Regions from separate parts of the Homo sapiens genome. Here region 2 is linked to region 1. The links are chromatin contacts, found by Hi-C or POLR2A ChIA-PET in ENCODE. All regions are on one chromosome and are shown on one strand. The core of a region is the stretch at or near the end of the contact, and the rest is flanking DNA. Distances in the headings are between cores, read along the strand shown.

Region 1 (7,241 bases), core at 720-3,219:
TTTTCTGAGCCTGATATATCGCAAAGTTTACCTCTGATTGAGATCACATGTGAAGGAATTGGCAATCAACTTAGAATGGTAAAACTGGAAGGAATGTTAGAGATCACGACGACTTTCATTTTACAGATGAGGAATCAAACATTTGAAAAATTATTTTAATAAAAGGAGGCTTCTTGAAAAGGAAAAACATTTTTCATGGAATTCTACGTGTTGTACAAATCCAATCAATAATCTTTTAACACCTCTCTGAAGCGCTGGCCTTACCATCTTTCCACTTCACACACACGAAAACTAAGGTATAAGCAAGCTAAGCAGTTCACTCATTATCTCTATGAATCAGCATCATTGCTAGGAACGGAAGCCAAAACTTTGAATGTTGGACCATTCTCACAGATGTAGGCTGATCTCATTCGCAGTGATGCTGGCTGGGGGCGAGGGGAAGCCATGTTTGGGAAGTCCCCTCATGGAACACTGCATTTCACAAGCAGAGTACTTGCTGACTAACGCAAAATGCTTCCTTAAATGAGTTCCAATGGATAATGCAGTCTTTAAGAAACAGAACAGTACAATACATCAGTTTCACCATCTTCCTCTAAAACGAAGTGCCTTTGAATCCTAGACATTTAAAATTTGCTTTAAACCTGCTTCCATCTCAAATATTCAGGAAATGCATATAATTTCATTTACTTTTTATTTACACAAGTCGCCTTTGTGAAACCCTTCATGTCCCCAGCGGATATTTAGGAGGAGACTATTCATTTGGATCCCTCCTTCTGTCTTTAGAAATATTATCACCCTGGAACGTTAAGTACTGATCATAAGCAAAATTAAAGTTCCTGGCGAATCTCAATATATGTCTTTTTCCCACCAAACATGACAAACTTCTAAAGACAACTCAACCCTTCACATACACACACACACACACACACACCCTCAGCTGTGCCAGTGTCCCTGATGTTGCATCTAGTTAACCTACAAGACCCATTCCCACGGGTCATGACCCAGTATTTCTGATGACCACATTCAGTGCTGTGAGGTGCCCAAACCATTACCGCATCCACCTCTCTGTGAACCATGCCCAGTGAGCTCATGCAGGAACCTGGGTTGGAGCGCTCCTTGCTGTGAAGCTAAAGGATCCATCACGAATCTGGGAACCCTCCCTCGCGGTTCTCCCCGGCCACACAGCGTGGGAGCCGCTGGGTTAGGGTAGGAAAAGGGGCGCCTGCTTGGAGGAGGGTGGTCGGGTCATGCTGTGCGCAGCCAGGGAAGCCGAGTTTGGGAAGAAGGCAGCCGGGGAGCCGGAGGGGATAAAAATACCCACAGGGGCTGAAAGAGTTGGGGAAGAGGGGGCGGCGAGGACGACCCCGGTTCAGGCGGGAAAGGAAAGATGGAAAGGGGGCGCAGGAAATGGGCGCCAAAGAAAGAAGTGAGAAATTGCGGAGGAGGAAGTCGTCCCTGGAAGAGGAGGGGCAAAGGGGAAGCGAGAATGGAGTGTTTGCACTTTCGAGAGGGAAGGGCCAGAGCCTCTCCCGACCAGGGCCGGCGGGGCGGACGCCTGGGGAAGGGGCGTCCGGGCGGGCTGAGGGGGCGGCGCGGTGCCCAAGGTCCCCGGGGTCCCTACCTGAACCGCTCCTGTCCCGCCGTGTCCCAGAGCTGTAGCTTGATCCTCTTGCCCGGCTCGATCTCCAGCAGGCGGGAGAAGAAGTCCACGCCGACGGTGGGGTCGCAGGCGGGGGAGCGCAGCCCGGGGAAGCGGCCCTGGGTGAAGCGGTGCAGGAGGCAGGACTTGCCCACGGTGGAGTCCCCGATCACGATGAGGCGGAACTGGTAGATCCAGATGGTCTCCATCGCTCACGTGCCCCGCTGGCTCCCGGGCCGCCCCACCCGCGGGCTAAGTTCGGCGGCGGGAACTGTCCTTTCAGCACCTCGCGGGCGCCCGCCCGCCGCCTTCCAGCATATTCCTGCGGCTGCGGCCGCCGCCTGGTGCCCGCCCTCTCGGGAGAGAGAGGCGGGGCCAGGCCCGGCTAGGGGCGGGGCCTCTGGACGGGGGCGGGGCGGGGGCGGTGGCGCGTGGGAGGGGGAAGCAGGTTTGCTGCCGCGAACTCCCGCCCCTGACCGGCTGCAAATCACTCTCCCTCAACGCTCACTGGGCGCCGGCAGGAAAGTGGGCGTGGCGGGAAGACGTGACAGCAGCAACAACCAAGGAAAATGAAGCAAGGTCTCAACTCCGGGAGGGTCAGCCAATGAAAAGTGAGAGTCGTTTTCTTACAGGCGTCAGGGCGGGTTGGTCAGATTAGGGCTCTGATTTTGGAAGTCCCTGAGGCCATAACTTGGGTCATTGCTTTGATTCCTCTTTTTTTTTTGTCCCCCAGGCTGGATTGATGTGGTGAGATCTCGGCTCATTGCAGCCTCAAGCGATCTGCCCACCTCAGCCTCCCAAGCAGCGGGGACCACGGGTGTGAGCCATCACACCTGGCTAATTTTCTTCTGGGTTAAAAAAAAATTTTTTTTTTAGAGATGTGGTCTCGCTATGTTGCTTAGGCTGGTCTCAAACTCCTAGGTTCAAGCGATCCATCCACCTCAGCCTCCTGAGTAGCTGGGACTACAGGCGGGGGCCACCACATCCCGCTAATTTTCTAACTTTTTGTAGAGATGGGGTCTTGCTGTGTTGCCCAGGCTGGTCTCGAACTCCTGACCTCAAGTGATCCTCCAGGCTCAGCCTCCCAGTGCTGGGATTACAGGTGTGAGCCACCACACCCTGCTTTCTTGTCTTGATGAGAGCCACCTCCAAGGCATTTTAAGGTGAAGGAGTTTTGGGCAGGATTGAAATAAATTTGCACAGCCAGTTCTGGGTGCTTCTAGCAAGGGCTCTGGCTGTTGCTGCGTGCTGCCACTGTCTGTTCTTCACTGCTATGAGTACCACAGAAGAGTGAGAAACGCCAAGTATCATCCCCATACCCTCTGGGGCCCTCCAACCCTGGGGACAGTGGCAAAAAAAAAAAAAAAAAAAAAAGCCGGGGAAATGTTGAGAAGCTCATGAAATTTTCAGCTCTCCTTGGTCTCCATTGTTTAAGTCAGAAAAAAGCGAACAGGTGGTCTCTTAGCTCATGTCTGATTAATGATGTAAGTAAACAAAGCAGAACTTAAATTCTGGTGAGATCTTACTACTTTCTTGTGCCTTTCCTCAAATTGAGTAATAGTGACGTCAAGGTTTATCTTTAAAAAGTGAAACAGTTTAAAAGTGTGTGTTAGGCCGGGCGCGGTGGCTCACGCCTGTAATCCCAGCACTTTGGGAGGCTGAGGCGGGTGGATCACCTGAGTCAGGAGTTCGAGACCAGCCTCAACATGGAGAAACCCCGTCTCTACTAAAAATACAAAATTAGCCGGGCGTAGTGGTGCATGCCTGTAATCTCAGCCACTCGGGAGGCTGAGGCAGGAGAATTGCTTGAACCCGGGAGGCAGAGGTTGTGATGAGCTGAGATCGTGCCATTGCACTCCAGCCTGGGCAACAAGAGCGAAACTCCATCTCAAAGAAAATAAATAAATAAATAAAAGTGTGTGTTTAGGCCGGTCGCAGTGGCTCACGCCTGTAATCCCAGCACTTTGGGAGGACGAGGCGGGCAGATCGCCTGAGGTCAGGAGTTCGAGACCAGCCTGGCCAACATGGCGAAACTTCGTCTTTATTAAAACTACAAAAATGGCCGGGTGCAGTAGTTCATGCCTGTAATCCCAGCACTTTGGGAGGCCGAGGTGTGTGGATCACAAGGTCAGGAGTTCAAGACCAGCCTGGCCAAGATGATGAAACCTCCTCTCTACTAAAAATACAAAAATTAGCCACGCACGGTGGCAGGCGCCTGTAATCCCAGCTACTCGGGAGGCTGAGGCAGGAGAATCGCTTGAACCTGGGGGGCAGAAGTTGCAGTGAGCTGAGATGGTGCCACTGCACTCCAGCCTGGACGACAAAGCAAGACTCCTCGTCTCAAAAAAAAAAAAAAAAAAAAAAAGCTACAAAAATTAGCCAAGCATGGTGGCACATGCCTGTAACCCCAGGTACTTGGGAGGCTGAGGCAGGATAATCGCTTGAACCCGGGAAGTGGAGGCTGCAGTGAGCCGAGATTGTGCCATTGCACTCCAGCCTGGGCAACGAGAGCAAAACTCCGTCTCAAAAAAAAAAGTGTGTGTTTACCAAAACAAAATTTTCAACAATTCCACTTTTTTCTTGTGCACATCCCAAATTCTTATATCGATATTCATCCCTATTTCCTTTGCTGTTTTGGAGGAATTGGTGTTGGCTGTGTTTAATCCCCTTTCACTTATCTTTTTGGGGCTTTTCCCAACAGTTGACTTTTATTTCATACCTTTTATACCTTGAATCTCCCCTTCTCCAGTGGCTTCTGCTCCTCAGCCTATAAACATGCTCAATTATCTACAATTCTAAAACTAAGCAAAACACCTCTTCATTACGCTTCCCCTTCAGATTGTTGACTCCTCCATCATTCTCCTTTTCAAATATCAGAAATGATGATCTATTATCATTTCTCATCTACCAGTTAGTCTTCAAGGAGGCTTATATACCCCTAACATACTCTCTGTGCCTAATATACCACTGCTTTTGATAAGGCTGTCAGGGACATCCTAATTATTAAATCCAAGCCCCCACCCCCACCATCCTCACCACCACCCCACTGCAGTGTCATCTAGTTTTAGTTGTCATTCTCCTTTTTTTTTTTTTTTTTTTGAGACGGAATCTTGCTCTGTCGCGATCTTGGCTCACTGCAGCCTCCGCCTCCTGGGTTCAAGCGATTCTCCTGTCTCAGCCTCCTGAGTAGCTGGGACTACAGGCGTGGGCCACCACACCCAGCTAATCTTTGTATTTTTAGTAGAGACAAGGTTTCACCATGTTGGCTAGACTGATCTCGAACTCCTGACCTCAAGTGATCCACCCCCCTTGGCCTCCCAAAGTGCTGGGATTACAGGCATGAGCCACTGCACCTGGCCATGACTGAATTTTCTGTAAGCACAACCTGAACACCCTTATTCCTTGGCTTCCACAAAAGCATTCTCTCCTAATTTTCTGTTCTTTTTAACCTTCTTCAATGACTCCTCTTTCTATGATTCATTTCTTCAATACTGAAGATCTTAAGAGATCCTTCCTTCATCTCTTTTCCCTCTCCCCACTTTTACCTTCACTTTGGGCTTTTTCTGGCAACCTCATGTACTCCAGTGACTTCAGTTACCCCCTTACCCATATCAAATGTCTTCCCCCAATCTCTGCTCTGTATTCAGGACCCGCATTTCCAACTACTTCTCTTAGATATTGGATATGCATTTCAGACTCTACGTATCTGTGTTGGTTAGGATTCTTTGAAAAAAACTTCAGTTAGGGTGATATTAAAAGATGAGAGCACTTATTCTAAAGATATAGAGTGTTTTTACAGAATCCGCAGGCAGGAATGATGTTGGCATCAGAAAGGTATTTGAACTGGGAAAGAGAAAGCTGCTGCCGGGCGCAGTGGCTCACGTCTCTAGTCCCAGCACTTTGGGAGGCCAAGACAGGTGGATCACCTGAGGTCAGGAGTTCGAGACCAGCCTGACCAATATGGTGAATCCCTGCCTCTACTAAAAATACAAAAATAAGCTGGGTGCAGTGGCATGCTCCTGTAGTCCCAGCTACTTGGGAGGCTGAGACAGGAGAATTGCTTGAACCCGGGTGGCAGAGGTTGCAGTGAGCGGAGATCGTGCCACTGCACTCCACCCTGAGTGACAGAGCAAGACTGTCTCAAAAAAAAAAAAGAGAAAGCTGCAAGGGAGAATGTCTCTCTGTCTCTTTCATCTCCACTTCCTTCTGACATCTGCTAATTCTTGACTTTCTGCAGGCCCACTTTCTCTGCTGCTTAGTCCATGTGGAAGACTAGCTGCTGCAGTTTCCTGTTAGGTATCTAGACACACACAGACACTTATTTTCACTTCTCTGTAAAGACAACCTAGTTGTCTCAGTTTGGAACAGGTGTTTGTACCAAAGAGATACAGTGGGACAGGCATATGCAGTAGGTCAATCTATTTTGATGGGATATATGGAATATTTGCAGTCCTAGAGAAAGGGTGGATCAATGGCTTCTCTTTGGATCAAAAATTTATTTTCTAGAATGTCAGAAAATGAACTTAGTAGCTTTCTTGCCATGTCTTCTTTTGCTATATTTTATAGGTTGGTTAATGGCTTTTAGTATCTATGCTAGCTCCCTAGACAAGTGAGGGCTTGTACTGAATCTGAGCTGGAGGGTGGGGGTTTTTGTTGTGTATAGCAGAGAGATGGAATGGAATAAAGGTGGATGAGTGTAGAGCTAAAGATAATTTCATAGACAGCATCCAAGGCAAAACTAATAAAACGGAATGGAAAGCTGGCAGGTCAACTGAAACCTCTTAAAGGGACTGGGTAGAAGGAGCGGAATATAGCTATAATGGCCAGGTGTGGTGGCTCGTGCCTGTAATCTTAGAACTTTCAGAGGCTGAGGTAGGAAGATCACTTGAGCCCAGGAGTTCAAGACCAGCCTAGGCAACATAGTGAGACCTCAATCTCTATTAAAAAAGAAGAAGAAAAAAAGAAGAAGAGGAAGAAGAGGAAGTGGAAGTAGAAGAAGAAGAAGAAGAAGAAAGAAGAAGAAGAAGAAGAAGAGGAGGAGGAAGAGGAGGAAGAGGAGGAAGAAGAAGAAGAGGAAGAAGAAGAAGAAGAAGAAGGAGGAGGAGGAGGAGGAGGAGGAAGAGGAGGAGGAGGACGAGGGGAAGGGGAAGGAGAAGGAAGTTATAAGCCAATAGAATGAAAACTGAGGACTCCAGTCCAAAGAAAGTTTTAAATTTAGCCAGGGGAAAAGGCATGGGAATTTTTATAAGGTCCCTGGCCTCAAGAACAATCTAATGAGGACACCAAGATAGTTTTGACACCACATTGATGGATTAAGGTAGAATAAGAGCTTCATCCATCTTGGACTCCTTTTTCTCCTTTGCCGTATTCAGCCAATCACTAAACATTGCTGCTTTTACCTCAGTGATATTTTTCATATTTGTGACTTTTTCTCAACTCCCCACTGTCAGTGTTTTTGTTCAATCTCTCATCGCTTTAGACTGCACTGTTTAGTAGCCTCTATGTTAGTTCCTAGGGCTCCCATAACAAAGTATATAACAAAGCCACAAACAGAGCAGCTTAAAATAGCAGACATTTATTGTCTCACAGTTTGGGAGGCTAG
Region 2 (6,928 bases), core at 3,934-6,433, 80 kb before region 1:
TCTGAAACTTTTGCCTTATCATAAATCATTAGTACCTTTTACTCTCCTTTAGCATATGGTAAATTCCCAAAGAGCATGGACATTGTTCTACATATCTTTGCATTCTCCATGGTACCTTGCATATGGATGTCAATAAAGTTATTTTAATAATGAATAACTTTTACAGGCACTTTTTATTGTTGTTGTTTTATAGAGACAGGGTCTTGCTACATTGCCCAGGTCGGCCTCAGGTAATCCTCTCACCTCATCCTCCCAAAGTGCTGGGATTACAGGCATGAGCCACCATGCCCGGCCTCTATAGACACTCTGAATCACTGCTTTACATTTCCATTTTCTTTCCTCTTAAAGGATAAAAAAAAGTCCACTGAGAAAAGTAGTATGAATCATATTTCAGTTTAAAGTTTGATTTATCTTGTGGTTCGGTTATATACTACTGCCTTCTTGTGCCTCCATCTCACTAGATCCAATCAGAAGGAGAGAGAATGAAAGTTAAGAGTTAGTTATTAGGGAGATGACGACCTCTGGCATGCTAGTGAGCCAACAAGTAACCAGCTAAGTAGGAGTGTGTACGCACACATGTATGAGAGAGAGAGACAAGAGACAGAGAGAGAGAATACTAGTTATCAGGAGAAGACCCAGCTGGAAAGATCTCAAATAATTTGAATCATCAAAGGTATCTGAACAGGAAAGTGATATGGTGAGAACTGCATTTTGATCTAGAGCTCAGATCAGAGCTAAGAGATAAAAATAGTGAAATCATGGGAGTTAAGACTGTCCCAGAAAAAAATATACAAAGATAGAAAAGGGCTGAAGATAAAATCCTGAGAAATAATTCTATTGGGGACAGGGGAGGGAAGTCAGTGAAAAACAAACGTGATTTGAGAGAGAGAAGACCAAGGAGGGAATGTCATAAAAACCAAAAGAGAAGCAGAGGAAATGAGCAATAATACCAGAAAAGAGGATAAATATTATCAGAGAAGAATCTCATTTGATAATCAGGAGGTTGCTAATACTTTTATGACTGACAGGTTCTATACAATTGGGTGGGAGAGAAGAGTAAGCCATATCATTAAGTTAAAGGGCAAAGAATTATAAAGGCAGCAAATGGGGGCTGCTTTTCCAAGAACTGTGACAGTGAGAAACAGAAGTTTGAGGCAGAGGCAGAGTACAAGTTTGTATGAGGAGGCAGAGTGCAGTGGCTCACGCCTGTAATCCCAACACTTTGGGTGGCCGAGGTAGGCGGATCGCTTGAGGTCAGGAGTTTGAGACCATCCTGGCCAATATGGTAAAATCCCGTCTCTACTAAAAATACAAAAATAAGCTGGGTGTGGTGGCGTGTGCCTGTAATCCCAGCTACTCAGGAGGTTGAGGCAGGAGAATTGCTTGAACCTGGGAGGCGGAGGTTGCAGTGAGTGGAGATCCACACCACTGCACTCCAGCCTGGGCAACAAGAGCGAAACTCCATCTCCAAAAAAAAGAAAAGTTTATATGACGCGACATATGAACTTTCTTATAGGCATAGGAGAAAAAAGGGAAACTGAAAAAAAAAAAAAAAAAGTAAGAGGGGACATACCACCAAGTCCTGGGGGGAAGATGAGGACTGAAAAAGAACAAGCAGAATGAGACAATTTGGGAGGTAGCATGGAACAGAGAAGAACATAGGAGAAACAAGAAAAATGTTTGGTATCGACCAAGGAAGTTAAGGGCACTTCAAATAGCTGGGTAAAGTAATGTACTAAGAATTAAGAGGGGTGAGGCTCAGCAAGAAAAGGTTTAAACAATTGCTGTTTGGGGTGGAACAATAAACTGGAAATGAAAAAAATGAGCACTAAGGGCCCAGATGATAATTGCAAAAGAAAAGGAACAATCACAATTACATGTTCAAAGTAATCTAAAACAGAAGATAAAATTATAATATCAGATCCCTACAAATGTTCTACAGACTCACTCTGTAAGGAAAAACAACAAAGATAAAGTAGTTACATGGAAAGGTTTTCAGAGATACAAAACCCCTAAGCAGTTAACTGTATATGTCAAAATGTGCTACACAAATCTTTACATAGCTGAAAGACTTCTAAGATCCAGCAATAGTCCACTTGCTTTAAACAGACAATAAAATTATTAGAGTCAAATTCCAATATTAAAAAAGAAAAGCAGCTAGACATGGTGGCTCACGCCTATAATCCCAGCACTTTGAGAGGTCGAGGAGGGTGGATCATGAGGTCAAGAGATGGAGACCATCCTAGCCAACATGGTGAAACCCTGTCTCTACTAAAAATACAAAAATTAGCTGGGCGTGGTGGCGTGCGCCTGTAGTCCCAGCTACTCGGGACGCTGAGGCAGAAGAATCGCTTGAACCCGGGAGGCGGAAGTTGCAGTGAACCAAGATCGCACCACTGAACTCCAGCCTGGCAACAGAGCGAGACTCCGTCCCCCTCCAAAAAAAAAAAAATTAAAAAGAAAGAAAAGCTGGTGGTTTTTTTTATGACATTGGCTTCTAACTTCTAAGTTACACATCAAGAAAGTTCACTAGAGTCACTGAGTCACTTACTTTTTTTCAAAATATTATCACCTTCCCTTTATTTGTAAATGTTCAAGTTAAAACACTTTTTAAATTCTTGTGAGCTTTTAAACCTAAACCCTAAGTACCCCGTTTTCTGTATATTCAGGCAGTTTTCCCATTCACAGGTCTGTGCTGTGGATGTAGATTCAGAATTTCCACAAGTACTTAACTAATATGAACCAAAGTAGCTTCCACAGGTAAGTACTTAACTAATATGAACCAAAATAGCTTCCACAGGTAAGTACTTAACTAATATAGACCAAAGTAGCTTCTCCTCCAAACAATCCTTTGTGAGGTTTTGTAAGTAGAACAGTGACTTACTCTTTTCTGAGAGTTATTTTTCGGGAGAAAAAGACCTTGCTTTATATCCAGGTAATCAACAAGTCAAAATTTTCCAGAATCACGGACAAAATTACTTCTTAAACACGTTTCAATTAATAGCATACTGTTTATGTAAACACACAGATGCATTAATAGGAGTCTTCAGAAATAAAACAAATTTTCTTTCCTTTTCTTTTTTCATTTAGAGTCTCACAGAGCAGTGGCGTGATCATAGTTAACTATAACCTCTAACTCAGAATTATCAATAGCACCTATATTGTAGGAACACTGTGAAGATTAAATTAATGTATCTAAAACAATCCTCCCACCTTGGCCTCTCAAAGAGCTGAGATTACAGGAGTGAGCCACTGTGCCCAGCCCACAAATTTTCTTTCTGAAGTAAAGCATGAGAAATTTGCTATACCATTATAAAAGAGAAAAGCAGAGTGGGATGGGTTACTCAATTCCCCGAATTAGTTTTCTTAAAGAAAGAGGGGGAGTAGTTATAGTAATTTATTGTATTATACTAATTAAGTGCCAGGCACTGTTTTAAGCATTATAGATATATTAACTAATTTAATCTTCACAATGTTCCTATGATACAGGCGCTACTGATAATGCTGTCCTACTCATAAGGAAACTTGCCCAAAGTCATACAGCTTTTAAGTGGTGGCTATTCAGGGAGTCTAATTCTAGGGCCCCTCTCCCTTTTAAAAGGTGATATACAGTACTGCCTCTTAGTAAAATTTGTTCTTCATTTTATGAGACAGTCCCATCTATTAGACAATCAAATATCAGTGGTCTAAAGAAGACATGATGGTTAGGTTCCTGTATATTTTCTATTATTTTCTAGTATTCATCCACATTGCCTGAAGGCATGAGAGGCCTCAGGAAGAAGTGGTTCATCCTTTGTATTAGGCTGGTGCAAAAGTGACTGCGGTTTTTGCCATTAATATTATGTTCCCTGAGCTATTCACTACCCCCATTTCTGTCCGTACTTTTAAGGCAAATGATTAACTACTACAGACACATACACAGAACAGACTAGTTCTAAGTCTTCCTCATTCTTCTCCAAACTTTTTAACTGGTGGAGAATCTGCCCCTGTGGGCCTAGATCTCCCTTGCTATATAAAACTAACTTTAAATACTGTCTTTGACAAGGTAACTTTCCTGCGCCCTAAAACGATGGTATCGCTTCATCAGTTGTCATCTGGTTGTGTCCTGTAACTGGGTGGGGGTTAGAAAGCAGTTTCCTAAGGAAAAAGATGAACTCAAGAATGGGAGAATTAGGAGGGAAGGTGTAACACGCAGAAAAGGGAGGAAGGGGGGTGGAGTGGGAGGCACTGCTGGTCTGACTCGGAATTTCGTGCAGACAGAACGAGAACAGAAATGGAAGAAGTGGGGGGTCGAGTCACTGAAACCTGTTAGGCAGCATTTTCTTGGTTTTTCCTTTGATGCGTCTTAGACATTGCTTTACAAGAAACTGAGACCTAACAGTACTAACGGCCCAGCTGGTCAGGACACCGCACGACCATTCATCTCCCGCTCCCGGCCAGAGCTGGTCCCTTGAAAGCATCGCTCCTCGCCAGCGCTCAGCCAGGCTTTTCTCCCAGCGGCCAGTCGGCGGGAGCGACCACCAGAGCCTGTCGACCCCAAGGCCACAGACCCGCGTTCCGGTACTCGCCGGCTGCCACCGCGGCTTCCCTGCCAGTGGACAACCCCTGAACACTCCCACACTTCGCAGCTGAACCTGAGCCGTGCCTTTCCCAAAGAGCCGAACCCGGCGGCCACACAGTAAAACCCAAGCTGGAGTGAGGGTCTTACCTTTAACAGATTAGACGTCGCCATGTTCTTTAACTTGGACTCTCGCGAGACGACGCGAGAATTCGTGGCGCTCCCGGCCAGGCCTTGACCGGAGGCCGGAGCTCCCACCAGGGCCCAGGGCCCGTCGGCCCGCACCAGGGTGTGGTGGGCGCTGGAGCAGCGCGCCGACAGCGCTGACCTCGTCCCAAGCACCAGGAGCTTCCTCACTCTTCTCCCCTACATGGTCACCGGAGCTTCCCCACGCGAAAGACCTCATGCACGCGCTCAGGAAGACCGGAACGGCGAATGCTGAGAAGGTAACGGGAGCCGACCTGACTTGGAAGAGGAAGCATCGACTCCACGAGCCTCCCCGACTCCTTCGGATTAGCCTTTGTGGTTGCACCCGCCGCGGCCACCTGCAACGAATTTAGCTCGGCTTAGGCCCCGCAGCTCAGGTTCCGCGGCCACGTCACGTGACGCGAGGGCGGGGACGCGCTCGGGAGCGAGCGTGGGAGCCTGGAAGCCTCGGTGGGTCCCGAGGCTGCAGCGAGGCCGGGACCGTGCCCTCTGCTGGCGGGACCTGGCGTTTTCCGGCACCCCGCCCCAAATCCCGGACTCGGTGTTAAGGGAGGTGCATTGTCCTGAAATGCTTACAACAGCTGTCTTCAATAACTCGTGCATAGAATGCGCCCAGTAAATATGTGTTGACTGCACAAGCGTGATGACTCTTAATATTTCTATTCAGGAATGCTTGGCACTTAGATAAAATATTGTTCAGTGCTTTGGGAGGCCGAAGGGGGAGGATCACTTGAGGCCAGTTCAACACCCTCGTCATTACAAAAAAGTTTGAAAAAAAAAAAAAAAGATTGTTTAGAGAATGAATATTAATCTTCGATTTTCTGAAGGCACATTATCCTAGAAGATCCTAAACCATAAGCCTCCGGGTTTTACCCCTTCAGACCACACACCACTGGCCAATGAGATAATATAATTTACATGTGGAACCTGCAGGATACCTGGTATTGTATTTTGCAGGTTTACAAACAGCCTTCATACGGCCATAATGCGTAGAAATAAGTAAGAGCTCTGGACTAAGAGAAGAGGGATGGGCCTACTTAAAGAATCCAATCAAGTAGTTAATACTTGTTTGAGCACTTGTATATACTAGGCACAGGAAATACAGGATTAAATAAAAGAGAAGACCCCTGCTCGTTTGGAGTTTATGGCCTAATAAGGTAGCCAAATGTTAAGGATGGCTACACAAGTCAAATATTACTTAGTGGGAGTTGTGATAAATATTGCAAAGAGGCCGGGCGCAGTGGCTCACGCCTATAATCCCTATAGGGCCCCGTGGCTCACGCCTATAATCGGCACTTTGGGAGGCCGAGACACCTGCGGTCAGGAGTCCGCGACCAGCCTGGCCAACATGGTGAACCCCTGTCTCTACTAAAAATACACAAATTAGCCGGGCATGGTGGCGGGCACCTGTAATCCCAGCTACTCGGGAGGCTGAAGCAGGAGAATCGCTTGAACCCTGAAGGTGGAGATTGCAGTGAGCCGAGATCGCGCTATTGCACTCCAGCCTGGACGACAGAGCGAGACTCTTGTCTCAAAAAAAAAACAAAAAAAACAAAAAAAAACTACAAACAAAAAAATACAGTGTGCACTTGAGAGCGTAGGAAGGGAAAGGAAACTAGTATCCTAATCTCCATCTACCCAAGCCACCCTTTGCTTATGCTTAACTGAACCTTAAGACAACTTTTGAGAGCTTGATTTCAGCGTCCTACTGTCAACCGAAGCATTCCAATTTTCCTAACTCACTTGTTCTGGAAACACCACTGCTACAACTCTGACTTCAATAAGTTCTCCATTCCATTGACCCCACCTGTTATCTGCCATCTCCTGTTTTCACTCTTTCTCATCCAATTTAGAATCGGCCCACTGTTATAAAAATGTTTAAATATTTAAAATGCTTAAATATTTATTTCTTAAAAATAGCGCAGGCACATAATACAAAATTCAGAAGGTGCTAAAAATAATACAATCAAAAGTAGTCTTCCTTCGACTTTCTGGGGTGATGTAATGTTCTATATTGTGGTAGGGACTTCAGTTATTCAGGTGTATGCACTTGTCAAAACTCAGCCAGTATACCCTTAAGATTTATGCATTTCAGCCAAGCACAGTGGTGCAATCCTGTAAGCCCAGCACTTTGGGAGGCGAAGGCAGGCAGATCACTTGAGC

What was found. Hi-C counts contacts between places; a loop is a spot of excess contacts on that map. ChIA-PET counts read pairs that join two places held with the same protein, here RNA polymerase II (POLR2A). Pooled maps may share reads with other maps.
Region 2: a map of B cell shows a loop between it and region 1 (24-fold over the local background). The contact joins the promoter of CUL5 here to the promoter of RAB39A in region 1. A Hi-C loop is called at or near these places in 10 of 168 maps with a recorded cell type or tissue (A673, B cell, CD14-positive monocyte and 5 more), 13 of 37 single-sample maps with no recorded cell type and 18 of 50 pooled maps. POLR2A ChIA-PET finds 5 or more read pairs at or near these places in 10 of 52 experiments (Caco-2, GM12878, HEK293T and 7 more).

The regions. Positions count from the first base shown.
Region 1 is chr11:107,923,176-107,930,416 of GRCh38, reverse strand. It overlaps RAB39A (RAB39A, member RAS oncogene family), which reads right to left and starts at 1,969. Exons shown (of 2, transcript NM_017516.3): 1 at 1,622-1,969. The coding sequence starts at 1,848. LOC124902747 (a long non-coding RNA gene) reads right to left here. Exons shown (of 2, transcript XR_007062877.1): 2 at 7,194-7,241. RefSeq lists silencers at 1,494-1,713, 1,744-2,233.
Region 2 is chr11:108,007,153-108,014,080 of GRCh38, reverse strand. It overlaps CUL5 (cullin 5), which reads right to left and starts at 5,183. Exons shown (of 19, transcript NM_003478.6): 1 at 4,709-5,183. The coding sequence starts at 4,732. RefSeq lists enhancers at 4,669-4,858, 4,959-5,058.